2 separate regions of the Homo sapiens genome follow, and region 2 is linked to region 1. A link is an interaction called in ENCODE POLR2A ChIA-PET data of the cell type or tissue named here. Cell type or tissue: GM12878. All regions are shown on one strand. Links, peaks and the distances in the headings refer to the core of each region. The heading gives the core; the rest is flanking DNA.

Region 1 (7,899 bases), core at 981-5,980:
ACTCTGGTGGACAGTGAAGCCAGGGACAAAGGGAGAACAAACATGGGCCCCTTGGGCCAAATCTGGTTGTTGCTTAGGCCTGAAGGAGAAGGGGAAAAGGGTTTCCTGAAGTTTCTGTTATATCTAGAATGCAGGAGACCAGATGAGGATTTGGGACAGCAGCCTTGGCTCAGGCTAGAGCAGTCCCGGCTGTACTCTTATCGTTTGGAAACCCAAGTACAGACAGGTAAGCTGGGGCAAGCTGGTGCAGAGAGCAGTGATGGAACCCTGGCATCTGAGCAGCCCACAGCAGTGGCCAACCAATGTGAGTCCGTGCTAGTTCTGGTCAGATTGAGGCCTTTTTCCTGAGAGCTCGGGCACGTGTTATTTCTCCACTCAGTCTGTCCCCAGGCCTGGGTAAACCGAACTGGCCCCTTGCTGAAATTCCTGACTACCTCCGCTCATGGGATCGTCTAGTAATTACTGGCAAACTGCCTCAACCTAGCTTTGTCTTGATACATTGTTTCCTGGTACCTAAGCCATTTCTGATTTGGAAAGGTAACTCATATTGATCGGTTTGGAGTTCAAGTTGGAACCCAAATTGTATCTTCCCCGTGGAAATTTGTTATAAACAATGCTTATAAAGCTCCAAAAGTGACTGTCAGAAACATATTTAACCTATAACAAGTGGAAATTGGGTAGATTGGCAGTAAATTCCAGCGCATGCATGCACATGCGTTCACGCTCACCCACGTTGCAGTACAGTGCTGTTGAGCCTTGAACAACATGGCTTTGAACTGCATGTGTCCACTTATAAGTGGATTTTTTCAACCAAACGTGAATGGAAAATACAGTATTTGTGGGCTGTGACACCCGCATATGGGAAGCACTGACTCTTTGAATACTTGGGTCCTGCAGGACCAACAACTTGAGTATGTGTGGATTCAGGTGTAGACTGGCGTCCTGGAACCACTACCCTGGTGGATACAGAGGGACTGCTGTCATTCTGTAAACCAGCGGTGAGGCGCTGGTTAAGGTGGAGTGGTGGGAGGCATTGGAGTGGCAGCGCCGCAGGATTCTGTGGGGGCAGCAGCCACAATCAGTGGCCCCTTGACCCCCACCTGGGATGAAGGGGCTAGGAGGCCGAGGTACCAGAGAAGGGTTGTGAAGGAGGCAGAAGCCTAGTTCCTGGGGTCCTAGGTGACCGAGCCAGTGAGAAGAAAAGGAGGGAGAGAGTAGCCTGCCACTGGGATCTGCAGAAGCACGTCAGGAAGCCCAGGGAGGAGGGGCCCCCATGCCCAGGCAGAGGCACGGCCTCCAAGGGCAGAAAGGTTTTGAGGTGGAGGAGAGGCAGGAGAGCCACAACCGGGGGCGGTGGGCCCTCTGCAAGCAGCCGCCTCTGCAGGCCCTGCCTCTTCACGGTGGCCACGCCTTTCAGGGGATGCTGACTGCTGTACGCTGTGTGGAGGAATGACTTAGGGCCAGACGCGCTTAGTGTTTTTCATCAAAGAATTTAACTGAAATATTGCTATTTAAAATTGTTACTTGAATTTACCAAGTTCCTAAATCTATATGAAGTAAATTTACTCCCTTGTATAGAGGCATTTTACTAAAGTCAGTGTAAAAAATGTATTTGATGTAACTCCCAGCTATTCCAGTGGGATGTATCATGTATCATTTAATATTATCTTTGCTAGAAGTTGTCGTTTGTAAATAATGGTGACGTAGTCCGTGTAGTGACTTCTAATGGTAAGGATGTAGTGACCAACTGCAGGCTTCCCCTTGAAACTCATCTAGGATGAGAGATGGGTCTCCCTAGGTGTGTGACGTGGACAGGTGCTGTTAGGTCAATGAGGTCTCGGTCATGTAAGCTTGGGAAGCGCTGTTAACGTTAAACAGGTTTCGTTACTGCAGGGCTTCTCACAGGCTTGAGTGCACTTGGAGGAATTGCTGAGCCGGGGGTAAAACCAACTCACTTGACCTGGGACTCTTTCTGCCGCACCTGTGGCACCAGTGTCCCGGGGAACACACTTTAGGCAATGCTGCTCCAGACCCCCCCCCACGCCCTTACTGTAGAACAAGAAAACACAGTTAGTCCAAAATAGAATGAAAGTAAGGTAAAAAGACTTAAAAGACTGCCTCTTTGACATCATTAGTGTAAACATTTTGTGTCTGTTTTTATTTTTATTTTTTTGAGACGGAATCTCACTCTGTTGCCCAGGCTGGAGTGCAGTGGTGTGATCTCAGCTCACTGCAAGCTCCACCTCCTGGGTTCACACCATTTTCCTGCCTCAGCCTCCCGAGTAGCTGGGACTACAGGTGCCCGCCACCACGCCCGGTTAATTTTTTGTATTTTTAGTAGAGACAGGGTTTCACCATGTTAGCCAGGATGGTCTCAATCTCCTGACCTCGTGATCCACCTGCCTCGGCCTCCCAAAGTGCTGGGATTACAGGCGTGAGCCACCGCGCCCGGCCTCGTGTCTATTTTTATAGATTTTTTTCTTTGTACAAATTTAACTACATAAAGTTTTAAACAAAATGCAGTCATATTCTACAGGGTATTTTGTAACATTCTCTTAAAGTCATTCATTCAGCAGACATTTGCCCCAGGTATGGTGTGTAAACTAATCCCTTAGAGGGATGTAGTAGAATTGAACCCAACCTAACCCTTTAGGGTTCCCAGATTGTTTGGTCTCAGGACCCCTGTGCTCAAAAATTACCATGGACTTTAAAGAGCTTGTGGTTATGTGTTTTTGTTTGTTTGTATTTTCGAGACAGAGTTTTGCTCTTATCAGGCTGGAGTGAAGTGGCGTGATCTCAGCTCACTGCAACCTCCCCCCCTCCACCCCCCCTGCCCTGGGTTCAAACGATTCTCCTGCCTCAGCCTCTGGAGTAGCTGGGATTACAGGTGCCCACCACCATGGACAGCTAATTTTTGTATTTTTAGTAGAGACAGGATTTGGCCATGTTGGCCAGGCTGGTCTTGAACTCCTGACCTCAAGCGATCCACCTGCCTTGGCCTCCCAAAATGTTAAGATTACAGGCTTGAGCCACCGTGCTCAGCCATATGTGGGTTTTATCTATGGATATTTATTAGAAATAAAAAGTGAGAACCTATTAAATAATGTAATTATTAAATTATTTAAAATAGCAATGATAAACCCATTGCATGGTGACTTAAATAACTTTTTTTTTTTTTTTTTTTTGAGACAGAGTCTTGCTCTGTAACCCAGGCTGGAGTGCAGTGGCACAATCTTGGCTCACTGCAACCTCCGCCTCCTGGGTTCAAGCGATTCTCCTGCCTCAGCCTCCTGAGTAGCTGGGACTATAGGCGCGCACCACCACACCTGGTTAATTTTTGTATTTTTAGTAGAGATGGGGTTTCACCATGTTGGCCAGGCCGATCTTGAACTCCTGACCTCAGGTGATCCACTTGCCTCGGCCTCCCAAAGTGCTGGGATTGCAGGTGTGAGCCATTGTGCCCAACCTAAATAACACATTTTTAGTGAAAATTAACTGTTTTCCAAAAACCAGAAACAACTTAGTAAGAAGACTGGCATTTTAAGTTTTTGCTAATCTCATTAATGTCCAACTTAAGAGAAAACAGCTAGATTCTGCATTGTCTGTTATCTGTTTGAAGTAGATGAAGAAAACTGAGCTTCACACAGATATAGTTGGGAAAGAGAGAGCTTTGGGGATTCCTCCCTGCCCCCGCAGGAGTCCTTAGATCACGCTCTGATAACTGCTGCTCTAGGGCAGTCATTGATGTCAAGATACAACTAGGGGACATGTCACCAGTAATTTGCTTCTAAATAATAGTTGAAGTAACAAAGCAAAGCTTACTAGTGATTTACTTGCTTAAAAACGAAATGAGAGTTAGTTCAACTTTTTCCTGGAATTATGTCTCTTCATAGTTTACATTGCCCCTTGCTTTCTTTTCTTTTTTTTCTTTTTGAGAGGAGTCTTGCTCTGTCTCCCAGGCTGGAGTACTATGGCGCGATCTCGGCTCACTGCAACCTCTGCTTCCCAGGTTCAAGTGATTCTCCTGCCTCACTCCCGAGTAGCTGGGATTACAGGCATGCACTAGCACGCCCAGCTAAGTTTTGTATTTTTAGTAGAGACGGGGTTTCACTGTGTTAGCTAGGCTGTTCTGGAACTCCTGACCTCGTGATCTCCTGCTTCGGCCTCCCAAAGTGCTGGGATTACAGGCATAAGCCACTGTGCCCGGCCTTTCTTTTTTTAAGACAGGGTCTCACTCCATCGCCCAGGCTGTAATGCAGTGGCATAAACTCGGCTCACTGCAGCCTTGACTTTCCGAACTCAGGTGATCCTTTCACTTCAGCTTCCTGAATAGCTGGGACTACATGCCTGCCTGAAATTTTGTATTTTTTGTAGAGACGGGATTTCACTGTGTTGCCCAGGCTGGTCTCAAAATCCTGGGCTCAAGTGATCCGCCCACCTTGGCCTCCTAAAGTGCTGGGATGATTGGTGTGAGCCACAGCTCCTGCCACTCCTTGCTTTCTTAAGTGGAGAAGCTGGGTGGAGTTCATTATTGAACTCCATATGGCCTGGAATTGCCCATAACATAGAGCACCTGCTGCTGCTCCCAGGGAGGCCCTCACAGGTGGACAGGTGGTGTCCATTCCCATGTGCAGTCAGGATCTGCGTGCTTGTGGATTATTACCCTCGCCTTTTTTTTTTTTTTTTTTTTGAGATGGAGTCTCTCTCTGTCGCCAGGCTGGAGTGCAGTGGCATGATCTCAGCTCACTGCAACTTCTGCCTCCCGGGTTCATGCCATTCTCCTGCCTCAGCCTCCTGAGTAGCTGGGACTACAGGCGCCCGCCACCACGCCCGGCTAATTTTTTTGTATTTTTAGTAGAGACGAGGTTTCACCATGTTGGCCAGGCTGGCCTCGATCTCTTGACCTCGTGATCCGCCCGCCTCAGCCTCCCAAAGTGCTGGGATTACAGGCGTGAGCCACCGTACCCGGCCCCTCGCCTTTAATAAGGGAAAGGCAAGAATAGGTACAAAAATATAAGTAAACGTTAAAATCAGGTTTATTTGGGCTTATTCTTTGGTAGTGTATCCTTTCACCATATTAATATTTTCCTGAGGTCTAGAAAAAGATCAAGGCTTTAACAAAAGTTCAGTAGTTGAAAAAGATTACCACTTTCGTTTTTCCTCACAAGATGGCCTTTTTGAGACCTTTAAATGGCTGATGTCATTGTAAAACACTTTTTAAAAAAAATTTAATTTTATTTAATTTTTTTTAAGATGGAGTCTTGCTCTGTTGCCCAGGCTGGAGTGCAGTGGTGTGATCTTGCTCACTGCAGCCTTCACCTCCTGGGTTCAAGCAATTCTTGTGCCTCGGCCTCCCAAGTAGCTGGGATTACAGGCATATACCACCACACCCAGCTAATTTTTGTATTTTTAGTAGAGACGGGATTTCACCATGTTGGCCAGACTGGTCTCGAACTCCTGACTTCAAGTTATCTGCCCACATTGGCCTCCCAAAGTGCTGGGATTGCAGGCGTGAGCCACTGCGCCCGGCCGTAAAACATTTTTATAACTACCACGATAAAAGACCTTTGTGCTACTGTTTGCTTTATTTTTATGAAAAATCTTTTCAGCTTTTCTCAGAATCTGGTTTTACCCATGGAATATCTGTGCGTGGGCCTGTACCTGGGCTGTCTGCCTTGATGGGAGAGGTTGAGAGCTGCTGTTTTGGGTGGTTTGTTGGTTTGTTTTGGTATTATCCTTGATTACCAATGATCTGGTTTTTGCCTAGACTATATCCCATAAATCCAGTTTCCCCTTGAGAGGTTATCTAATCCTTTCCTCCCTTTTATGATAGAATCCTTTGCTTTTAGAATCTGGCAGCGTGCCTTCCCACTTAAGTAAGCTCTGTTTGCTTGTATATTATTTTTGCATTAGAATGTTAAGTACTTTTAGCTGGGCGTGGTGGCTTATGCCTGTAATCCCAGCACTTTGGGAGGCTGAGGCAGGAGGATCACTTGAGCCAGGAGTTTGAGACCAGCCTGGACAACATAGCGAAACCTTGTCTCTACAAAAAATAAAAAATTACCTAAGTGTGGTGGCAGGTGCCTGTGGCCCCAGTTACTTGAGATGCTTAGGTGGGAGGATCATTTGAGCCCTGGAGCTTGAGGCTGCAGTGAGCCCTGATTGTGTCACTGCACTCCAGCCTGGGCGACAAAGTGAGACTCTGTCTCAAAAAAAAAAAAAAAAAAATCTAAGAAAATCAGCTCCTTAATTATATGGCTAGAATTCTAGAAATGGAAGGAGCTTGAGAAATCATTTAGCCCAGGCAGCCCATTTTACCAAAGAGGAAACAAGTGAAGTTGCCATTGTCGTCAGTGTGATATTTTCGTAGTTCAGAATAGGGAAAGTAGAATGAACAGTGGGATCTGGTCTGGGGTGTCTTTAACCCTGTTTCCCTATAATAGAAAATATTCAGAAAGCATACATTTGGGTGAGTCTGTACCTCTCTCATGTACAGTTGAGTCAGGAAAGTAGATTATAAAATTAGAGTGGAGTTTAAAAAATCTGGATGGATAGTACATCCTGTTAACAAAGTCACATTATTTGAAAATTTGTAGCACTTTTTAATGTGAACATCTCAGAAATTTGCACACTCTGCTGAAATCACAGTTGCAGAGTTGACAAGAGCTTTAGAAATGGTCTGGCTGGGGCAGCTTTTGACGTAGGATCCTCTTCACAGTGTGGCCTGATATAATTTAGCCAGGCCCTGCTGGAATTCTTCTAATCAGAGAGCATCTTTCTATTTTGGAGGGAAGCATTCCTTGTCAGAAAGTCCTGGGTCTCAGTTCTGCCTAAATGTTGTCACTGCAAGAGCATAGTGGAGCAGTTATGAGCATGAACTCTGAACTAAACTGTTGAGGTTCAGACCCCAAGTCTGCGGCTCATTAGCTCTGTAATCTTGGACATCTTACTTAATCTCTACATGCCTCAGTTTCTTCATCTGTAAAATGGGGATGATGATAATAATACCCCTCTCACAGAGTGGGTGGGGGGATTGAACCAATTTTGTAAAGTACTTAGAACACTATAGTAAACATGTGTTTGCTGTTTTTTTGCTTGCTTTGTTGAGGGTTTTTGCATCTGTGTTCATGAGAGATATTGGTGTGTAGTTTTCTTGTAACATCTTTGTCTGGTTTTGATAGAATAATGGTGGCCGAGGCCGGGCGTGGTGGCTCACGCCTGTAATCCCAGCACTTTGGGAAGCAGAGGTGGGCGGATCACCTGAGCTCCGGAGTTCGAGATCAGCCTGACCAACATGGAGAAACCGCATCTCTACTAAAAACACAGAAAGTTAGCCGGGCATGGTGGTGCATGCCTGTAATCCCAGCTACTCGGGAGGCTGAGGCAGGAGAATCACTTGAACCCAGAAGGCAGAGGTTGCAGTGAGCCGAGATCGTGCCACTGCGCTCCAGCCTGGGCAACAAGAGCGAAACTCTGTCTCAACAAAAACAAACGAACAATAATGGTGACCTCACAGAATGAGTTAGGAAGTATTCCCTTTGCTTCTGTAGAGAATTGGTGTAATTTCTTCCTTAAATGTTTGGTACAATTCACCAGTGAACCCATCTGGGTCTGGTACTTTTCGTTTTGGAAGGTTATTAATTGTTGATTTAGTTTCTCTAAGAGATACAGGTCTATTTAGATTGTTTGCTTTTTCTTGGGTGAGTTTTGGCAGATTGTATCTTCCAGGGAATTGATAAATTTCATCTAGGTTATCAAATTTTTAGGCATAGAGTTGTTCATAATATTTCTTATTTATTTACTTTTGAGATGGAGTTTCGCTCTTGTTTCCCAGGCTGGAGTGCAATGGCACGATCTCAGCTTACTGCAACCTCCGCCGCCTGGGTCAAGTGATTCTCC
Region 2 (7,899 bases), core at 1,607-6,606, 210 kb after region 1:
CAAGGCCAGGAGGGTCAGGAGTGTGATCCCTTGCTGCGACCAAGCATGCCGAAAAGCTGCCTGGCTGCCAAGTCACCCCTGCCTTCCCCTTCTCGCAGGTTCCCCATCCCTGCCTTGGCCTGAGTTCACCTCTGTTCTCCCTCCCTCCCAGGCTGGACCCCAGGAAAGCCAGTGTCTCTGGGCCCCAGCTGGGACCTGCCTCTTGAGGTGACAGGACTCCCTGGGCTGGCCGAGGGCAGGAAGGAGCAGCCAGTAAGCAAGGCTCTTGGACTCCATGGAGGGCACAGGCAAGGTGAGGCTCCCAGCTCAGCCCAGCTCCTTAATGCCAAGCCTCTCAGCAATGTCTAGCTTCCTCCTCCTCCCAGAAGCCAGTGGCATCCTCCACCAACCCCACAGCAGACTGCCGGGGCCACCAGCAGGCAAGGCTGATTCAGAGAAACAGGACAGAGTGGGTCCAACAGGGCCCCACCTGGAACCCAAGGTCCCTTCCTCCCTCTGCCCAGGGACAAATTCCTCTGGACTGGCAGGTGCTGGGGTTTCCACGGTGTTCCTAGGCTTGGAACCCCGATAGCAGTGACTGTAAGACATGGGGAGAAGCAGCTCAGCTCCAACGGGGTCAGAAGAACTAACACATCCTGGAATGTGCTGGCAGTGGCAAGGATGAGGGGGCCCCTTTGGGCACTCAGAACAGAAAAGCCGCTGTCTAGCAGAGCAGGGGCCAGAGGACCAGAGTCAGCACCCTGCACGTGCCTGTCCCCCGGCTGCTCTAAGCATCCCTGGCCCCAGCCAGGACCCCTGCCCTCCCAACCCGGCCTCACCTCCTCGCGGGGAGCGAAGGCGGCCAGCTGCTTGATCTTGGTGGTCTGGTGGTGGTTGCACCTCTTGCACAGCAGGACTTGGCTGCTCACCCACTGCTGCGGCTGCGAAGGGTCGCGCAGGCTGGGCGCGCTGCTCACCACGTGGTTCAGGTGCTCCAAGTACTGGGCGGGGATCGGCTTGTTGTAGTCGCCGTTCTGCGGGAGAGAGGTGGGACTCGAGGCAGGCAGGCCCTCCCAGCTGGCTCAGGCTTGGTGATGTCCCTGGGGGCCCGCCCCGCTCCAGGCAAGTGATGGTAGATCTCAAACATCTCCATTCTTTTTTTTCTTCTGCACACAACAGCAGCTGCTTTTCTTCTCAAGACACCTCCATGGAACCCAAAGGCCCAGATGCCGAGTGAAGCCACCTAGCCTGAGCACAGAGCAGGGCCTGCAGCCCGCCGCCCACCCACACACCTCTAGCCAGCATCTGTCCTCAGAGCCCTACCCTCTCGGAACTCAGTCTGCAAACCCTGGTCTAGTCCAGGGGACAGCACACTATGACCCGTGGAGGAGCTGCCTGTTTCTGCAATCAAGTTTTATTGGAACACAGCCAGGCTAATTCACTCTTGTATTACCTACGGTGGCTCAGCAGGGTTAGCAGTTGTGACAGAGACCAAATGGCTTCCAAAGCTTAAAATACTATCTGGCCCTTTGCAGAAAAGGTTTGCTAGCCCTGATATAGTACAGAGAATGAGATGCAGAGCCAGAAAGACCTGGGTGTGAACCCCAAATCTGCCACTTTTAGTGGTGTAACCTTGGACAAACTGCCATGGCTCCCTGCGTCGGGTTCCTCCTCAAGTGAGGAGACAGCGCCAGGGCAGTGGTGAGAATCGAGTGAGACAATGTACACGAAACACCATGCTCAGGGCCTGGAGAGGACAGGGTATGAGGGTGTGGGGTCCATGAGCCCCGGGGCAGGGCAGGGACACAGGGTGGTCTCAAGGTGCAAATCTCAAGATCCCCACCCCCGCGTGCCCACCCGTCCGCCTGCCTGTGACCCACACCTCCTGGAAGCCGTTGTACTGCTCGCAGTGGGGACAGTCCCAGCAGTTGCGGTTCCCATAGGGCACCAGCGTATCCTGGTTGCAGAACCAGCAGTTGACCATCGTGTGCGTTGGCTTCATCCTGTGGACCAAGGAAAGAGCGGGTTGGCCTGGAAGACCCCAGCACCTGCTGGAGAGGGACCTCCATGCCCTGCCCCAGGGCCACCAGGGAAAGGGTGCTGGGAGTGGGATCTGGGATCTGGGGATGCAAAGCTGGAGATGCTGGCCCCAGAACAGCAGGAGGAACAAGGGCTCTGAAGGAGAGGAACGCAGACTAGGTACGGCTGCATCCACCCAGGACCAGACAGGGAGGCCACGGCCAACCTGGGCTTCTCAGTCTTCAAGGGGAGGAGGCCAGCTGGAGCCTCAGCAGATCCCTAGGCTCCAGTGCGGCCGCACGGGGACCCAGGGCCACCTGCTCCTGGTGGCCTGGGGCTCACACATGGAGCACAACAGGGGCCAGGGCTGGCCAAACCAGGGCTGACTGGGACCAGGTTCGAGGACCACCCCTCCCCCACGAGGTCCTTGATCCTGGGCTGCAGAAAGGGTGCGCCCCAGGGAGCCTCCAGATTGAAAGGGGCCTCCTGTGCTCCAGAGAGAGACAGTCCCAGGATGTGAGAGCCAAGGAGGCTGAGGGGAGGGAGCAAGTGACAGCTGCCCAGCCTGGGGCCAACCCTCTCTGGTGGAGAGGACAGTGGCCCTCGCTGGCTACACGTGTGGTGACAGGTGGGGCCTCGGGATAATCCCAGCCCAGACACTGGGGGATCTATGCTCTGGGCCCCCCTCTACCCACCTCATTGGTTGTGGGACACTGGGGGACTGGGGAGGGGTGGGCAGAGAGACCGCCACTGCCCAAAAAAGCCCCCCAGTTCCGGAAATCCAGGAACAATGTGGGTGACAGGCAGCAGCTGTGGGAGCCCTGGGGCCCCGGCTTTGCTGCTCCGACTCTCCACCTCTCCCCCAGGGGCCACCTCCAGCTCGAGGACACCGCTTGAGCCCCTGCCAGAGTGGGCAGCCACTCCCTGCACAGACGGCCCCCCGTCCACAGGACCAGAGAGCACGGCCCTCTGGCCTTTCATCCTGAGGCGCTGCTCAGAGAAAGGAGGACGGAGCCCCAGGAAGTTCCTGTACTCTCAGCCTCAGTGTCCACATCTGTGAAGTGGGGGCAACCACAGCACCCCCGGCTTCTGCATGCTGCAAGGACGCAGTGACACAAGACAGAAAGGTGCTGTGCTCTGCAAAGAGCCAGCTCTGTCGCTAACCCATCGGGCTGGCCAGGGGCCTGAGGGGGAGGCTGGGCCCTGGGAAGCAGGGCTCCCGCTTCTGACACTACTGCTGCTGCCCGGCCCTCCCCTCCACCCCCTTCTCCTGACCAGGGGCATATGAAGGGAGATGTGTGATCACCTGTCAGCTGGGGACAAAAGCACCTCCCTCACAAGGGACTGCTCGTGGGACGCACTTAACAGTGACTGGCCTAGAGTATGTACGCAAAAAAGCCAAGTTACATGGAGTGGGGGGAGGCTTGGGAGAGAAGGGGAGATGGGACCAGGCCCTGCGGGGAAGGCCCAGGGCCCACAGGGGCAGCTGGGATCTCCCCCAGCAGCCTCGGCCCACACCCTTCTCACCCCACACCCCCTGCCCCAGCACAGGCCCAAGCCCTCACAGAGGACAAGGACCGCTGCATCTTGTCAACAGCATGGAGACAGCGGGCAAGGCCTGCAGACCAGCGACGAAACGGAGCCAGCCAGCTGGGCAGGCAGTATGGCAACAGGCATGGCCTTGGAGAGCAGCTCTGCCTTCTAGGGCCGCAGTCTCATCCCTCACCTGTCAAAAGGGGCTGCTGAGCATCCCTGCCCCAGGAGAGGCCACTGTGAGGATCCTACAGGAGAATGCAGGGAGGCGCTCAGTGCTCGGCATTAGGACAGCGCCACCGGGCGCCGACTACATGAACAGCCAGGGAAGGAGACTCGCTCTGGGGCATGTGGAGACCTGCTCTGCTGCGGTGCCCGCATCTAGCACTCCCGGGCAACTAAGCACGTGGACTTCCCTGTGCTAATTACTAGCTGTTGTACAGGCTTCTTTGTAACTGTGCATGGGGGCGTGTCCTGATGGGTGAAGACCTGCTTGTGTGACCCCCCACCCCTGAGCCGGACAAGGCTCTGCACCCAACTGACTTTGGGTGACAGGCTTCCTATCCCCACGGAAGGCCCCTCAGCTCTCTTACCCTGTTTGAAAAGGAAGGTCAACCCTTGAGCCTGCCTAGGGGACCAATGACAGCTGAGCAGGGGCTGTGGCTTCTGTCCAGGGTGCCTGCCATGAAGCCCCGCCCACCCCAGGAAGTCATGTTTCCATTCTGAATCTCCTGCTCTGTTGCTAGGGAAATGGCTCCACTGATCTAGAATGAGGCGGCCCGGAAGAGGGGGGAGGCAAGGGATTAGCCCTTGTCCCTGGGGCCAGCAGCTCTAACTCCTGTCACTCTCAGCCCTGGGTAATCCCTGCTAGAGTTGGGGGTGGGCTCTCTGGTGGCCAGAGCAGCTGCCACCCACTTTGGCCAGGCGGGCCCTACCTGCCAGGGGGTCCTCTCCCACAGTGCCTTTGGGGGTGAGCCCTGAAAGGTCCCAAGAGGCAGGTAGGCCAGGGGTCGATGGGGAGCTGGGCATGAATTGCAGGTCCCCCAGGCACCAGCACGGCGGCGTCAGACACATGACCACATGTGAAACACTGTCCACAGCTCGGACGAGGTCCCCACGCAGGTGGGGGAAGTCCTGGCCCCTAGCCTATGCTTGCCTCTGCCCGGCCTGTTGAGGCAGCATCTGGGTCAATCTCTTCTGAGCCAGCCTAGGCTGGACCCTGTTTTTGCTCTGGGAGAAGCCCCCAAGTTTCCCTGATAAACCCCTCAGCCCACTTCTCTTCTGCAAGCCAACAACCTCCGTCCTTAACTTGACTCTGGGACAAACCACAGTTGGTGGGCAAGGTTTGAGGTAACGTGACAGAATGTCCCTGCAACACAAGCAAGAGAGGAGCTCGGGCCTGGAGGGGCTGCCCCTGCCCACAACGGTTCCAGCTCTGGGGGGACAGCAGCTGGCCCTATGGGTCCCATTTGATGGGTGGACACGAGGGCCTGGAGGCCACTATCTCGGCTCCTGCTAGCTCGATGCCGAGCCCCTGGGAAGCCTGAGGAAGCCCGGAGGGAGATGGGTCCCTAAGAAAAAGCTAGGGCAGCTGCATGCTCTGTACCTGCCCCGTCCACAAGCCCAACATACACACTGAGGGAAAACAAGACGGGCACGTGTCCTTAATGATGACACCACTCCAGAGCCCTGAGCACGGACATGTATTGAAACAAAGCTCCTGCGGGATGCCTCACTATTCCCTGCAGGTGGGAGGGGCTCTGTTCTAGGTGCGAGCCCAGCGCTGGGTCCTCAGCCTAGGAAAGCACCAGGTAGGGGGAACCTGCTAGAGGGGGCACTGGATGGGGCTTGGTCCCTGCCCTGGGGAGCTCAGTGGTTGTAGCAGGCTGGCCAGCTCCCAGAGTCTCTGCCCAGCCCTGGGAAATCATCACCTCCTCAGACAGGGGCCTTAGCACATTGCTCAGGACCTGGGACACTGTGTGCTGGCCCCAGTGCGGGGTTGGAAAGACTGTAAGAGTCAGGTTCCCTCAGGGGCCAGGGAGCCAGAGGCCAGCCTCCCAAGCAGCTCCTCACCTGCACTTCCCGCTTAAGTGGGCAACACCGTGTTTCATTCAACCAGAAGGACCAGAGAAGAGGCCTCCTGGGCTTCAGCGACAGAAGCATCAAAATGCAACTCAGAACTTAGCACTGCCAGGGCCTCCAGCCCATCTCCAAGCAAAACATACTTGAATCCACAGCAGCAACTCCAACATCAGGATGGAAAACGCCCCAATCCACCATTCTAGGGTCGCTCCTGGTGCGAGCGGAACATCCCATCAGTTAAGCAAGCACCACCCTAGGCTGGCAGAGATGCAAACGTGAGCAAGACAAGAACGACGACCTCCCAGGGCAGCTGGTGACAGATACCACAGGACAGAGGCCAATAAGCGGGGCATCTGCGGTCGCCCTGAAGCACAGCTGTGCTCACCAGCAGGGCAGACGGCAGAGGGAGGGGACCACCCAACGTATGCCCGGGGTGCGGCGGTTGCTCAGGGAGAGTGCGCAGCAGCAGGAGAGTGAGTGGGAGGGGGGAGCCTGGAAACGGGAAGGGCCGTTACAGGGGACTCTGACTTCCAGAATGAGGCTCTGCTGCATATCCTCTGGGAGGCTGCATCCTCTTTGTCCCCAAACACTAGAAAGGAGACAATCCCAGTAAACACCAACAAAGCCCCGGAGGCGGGGCGGTGGTGTGTGCAGGGATGTGCTGGCAGAGCACGGATCCTGGGCATCGTTTGAAGAGGGCTGAGGACAGGCACCCGAGCAGCAGCGTCCAGGGGACAGGGAGGCCTAGGAAGCCACAGACTTCACGACGGCCTGGACACAGGGAAGTGAAACTGGGGCATCTGCCCCCCAACTGTGCCGACCGTGGTGGCTTCCCATAGGTGCAGAGAAGCAGCCAAGGGGCTCCATGAGCACCCAGAGGTTGAAGCTGGGCTGACAAGCTGAAGTTCTGGTGCGAGGCAGGGCCCTGCCATTTAACAGCCGGGTGATGTGGGGCAGGTAGCCCAACCTCCCCAAGCTTTGGTTTCCTCATCTGTAAAATGGGAGAACAGTAGAGCCCGCCCTGGCAGTTTCATGAGGAGACAGTGTGCTGTGCTTACAGCCATCAGCTGCTCCCATCAGTAACAACCATGGAAGCGAGAGGACTCCATGCGTGGGGAAGCCAGGGCGGGCCCTGACTGAGGCTGTGGGAGGACTCAGTCCTTCAGAGAAGCAGCCTCCTTCCCATGCGCCTCAGCCAGTCCTAAAGCACAAGGTGGGGCTGACCTGCCCACTCCCTCTACATCTTCCTCTCTGTCCATCTCTGTGCTGAGCCTGCAAACACCCACCCAGCCAAGTCGCCTTCCAAAAACAGCTCTCCTTACATGCCCTCCCGAGGGTCATTCAAAACCTACACTGCAGCCAGAGTCAATGCTTGGTTCCTCACTGTCACAGCACTCTCCTCCTCGGAGGAAGGCTCAACCTCTTGCTAGGTTGGTCTGGCTTCTGAATCGTGACAGTGGCCAATTTATGACCTCCAGGTGAAACCCAGTGCTCTATGAGGACATCTTAAAGCATCCTGGGAAAGGCTGGCCCTTCTCGGCCCAATCAACAGCAAGGGTCTCAATGCCACACCGTGACCTGCTGGTGTCGTCAGGGGCGTGAAAGGACTTCCAGGCACCCTCCTAGTTCCCCTGGCACCAGCTAGCCCAATATCTCTCCAAGGCCCCAGACTCTTGTTTCCAGGAGATGGAGAGCTGTGGCCAGCAGGGCAGGAAGGGGAGACAGCATCCCTGAGGACAGCTGCAGTGTGTGGCACAGTGAGCCACCCAGTCCAAGTCCAGCCTCAATAAACACAACGGAGGTGCTGTGTGGCTGGCAGACTATCCCCTCCCCCAGGCTCTCATCCTTGAGGCAACACCCCCCATCCTGGGTTAGCTGAGAGGCGGCTTCGTCCAGGAAGAACACCGGGTGCTGGACCAGCTCAGCTGGCAACATGCTCTGGGAATGTGAGCAAATCACCTGAGGTCTCTGGACCTCGGTCCCCTGGGTATAAAACCACCGGCTTGGACAAGCTGGTCCTGCAGATGCTCAACTTCCAGGAATCCAGCAGAAACCGACATGGAGAGACTTGGGTTGTCAGGGACCTCTGGGCTGGGGTCACTCAATCCCCAGCTACCCTCCTCAGTCACATCTGGCCCATCCTCCAGACACAGCTGATGTCCCTCCCATGCCTTCCTCCTCTGGGAAGCCTCTGTGACTCAACCACCTGTACTTCTTTTTCCCCGTTTCCCCCCTGGAGGAGAGAAGCAGCACCGGTATGTGTTAAGGAAGAACAAACAGACCAGC

What was found. Peaks named below come from ENCODE experiments on the same cell type or tissue, not always from the same donor. Only the 100,000 strongest peaks of a DNase experiment are listed, where the experiment ranks them.
Region 2: POLR2A ChIA-PET joins it to region 1 with 8 read pairs; 3 of 35 experiments call an interaction of 5 or more read pairs at or near these places.

The regions. Positions count from the first base shown.
Region 1 is chr1:9,801,153-9,809,051 of GRCh38, reverse strand. All of the region lies in intron 1 of CLSTN1 (calsyntenin 1), which reads left to right. Among named protein-coding and RNA genes, the nearest start is that of CLSTN1, 19 kb to the left of the region's middle. In GM12878, for the core only: no CTCF peak of the experiment used is centred there; no DNase peak of the experiment used is centred there.
Region 2 is chr1:9,589,973-9,597,871 of GRCh38, reverse strand. TMEM201 (transmembrane protein 201) reads right to left here. Exons shown (of 11, transcript NM_001130924.3): 2 at 1,862-1,982; 3 at 819-1,013. Among named protein-coding and RNA genes, the nearest start is that of TMEM201, 5.0 kb to the right of the region's middle. RefSeq lists enhancers at 1-122, 3,267-3,863, 3,667-3,961, 3,864-4,461 and a silencer at 3,667-3,961. In GM12878, for the core only: no CTCF peak of the experiment used is centred there; a DNase peak (open chromatin) is centred at 4,261; H3K4me3 peaks cover 2,103 bases; H3K27ac peaks cover 1,209 bases.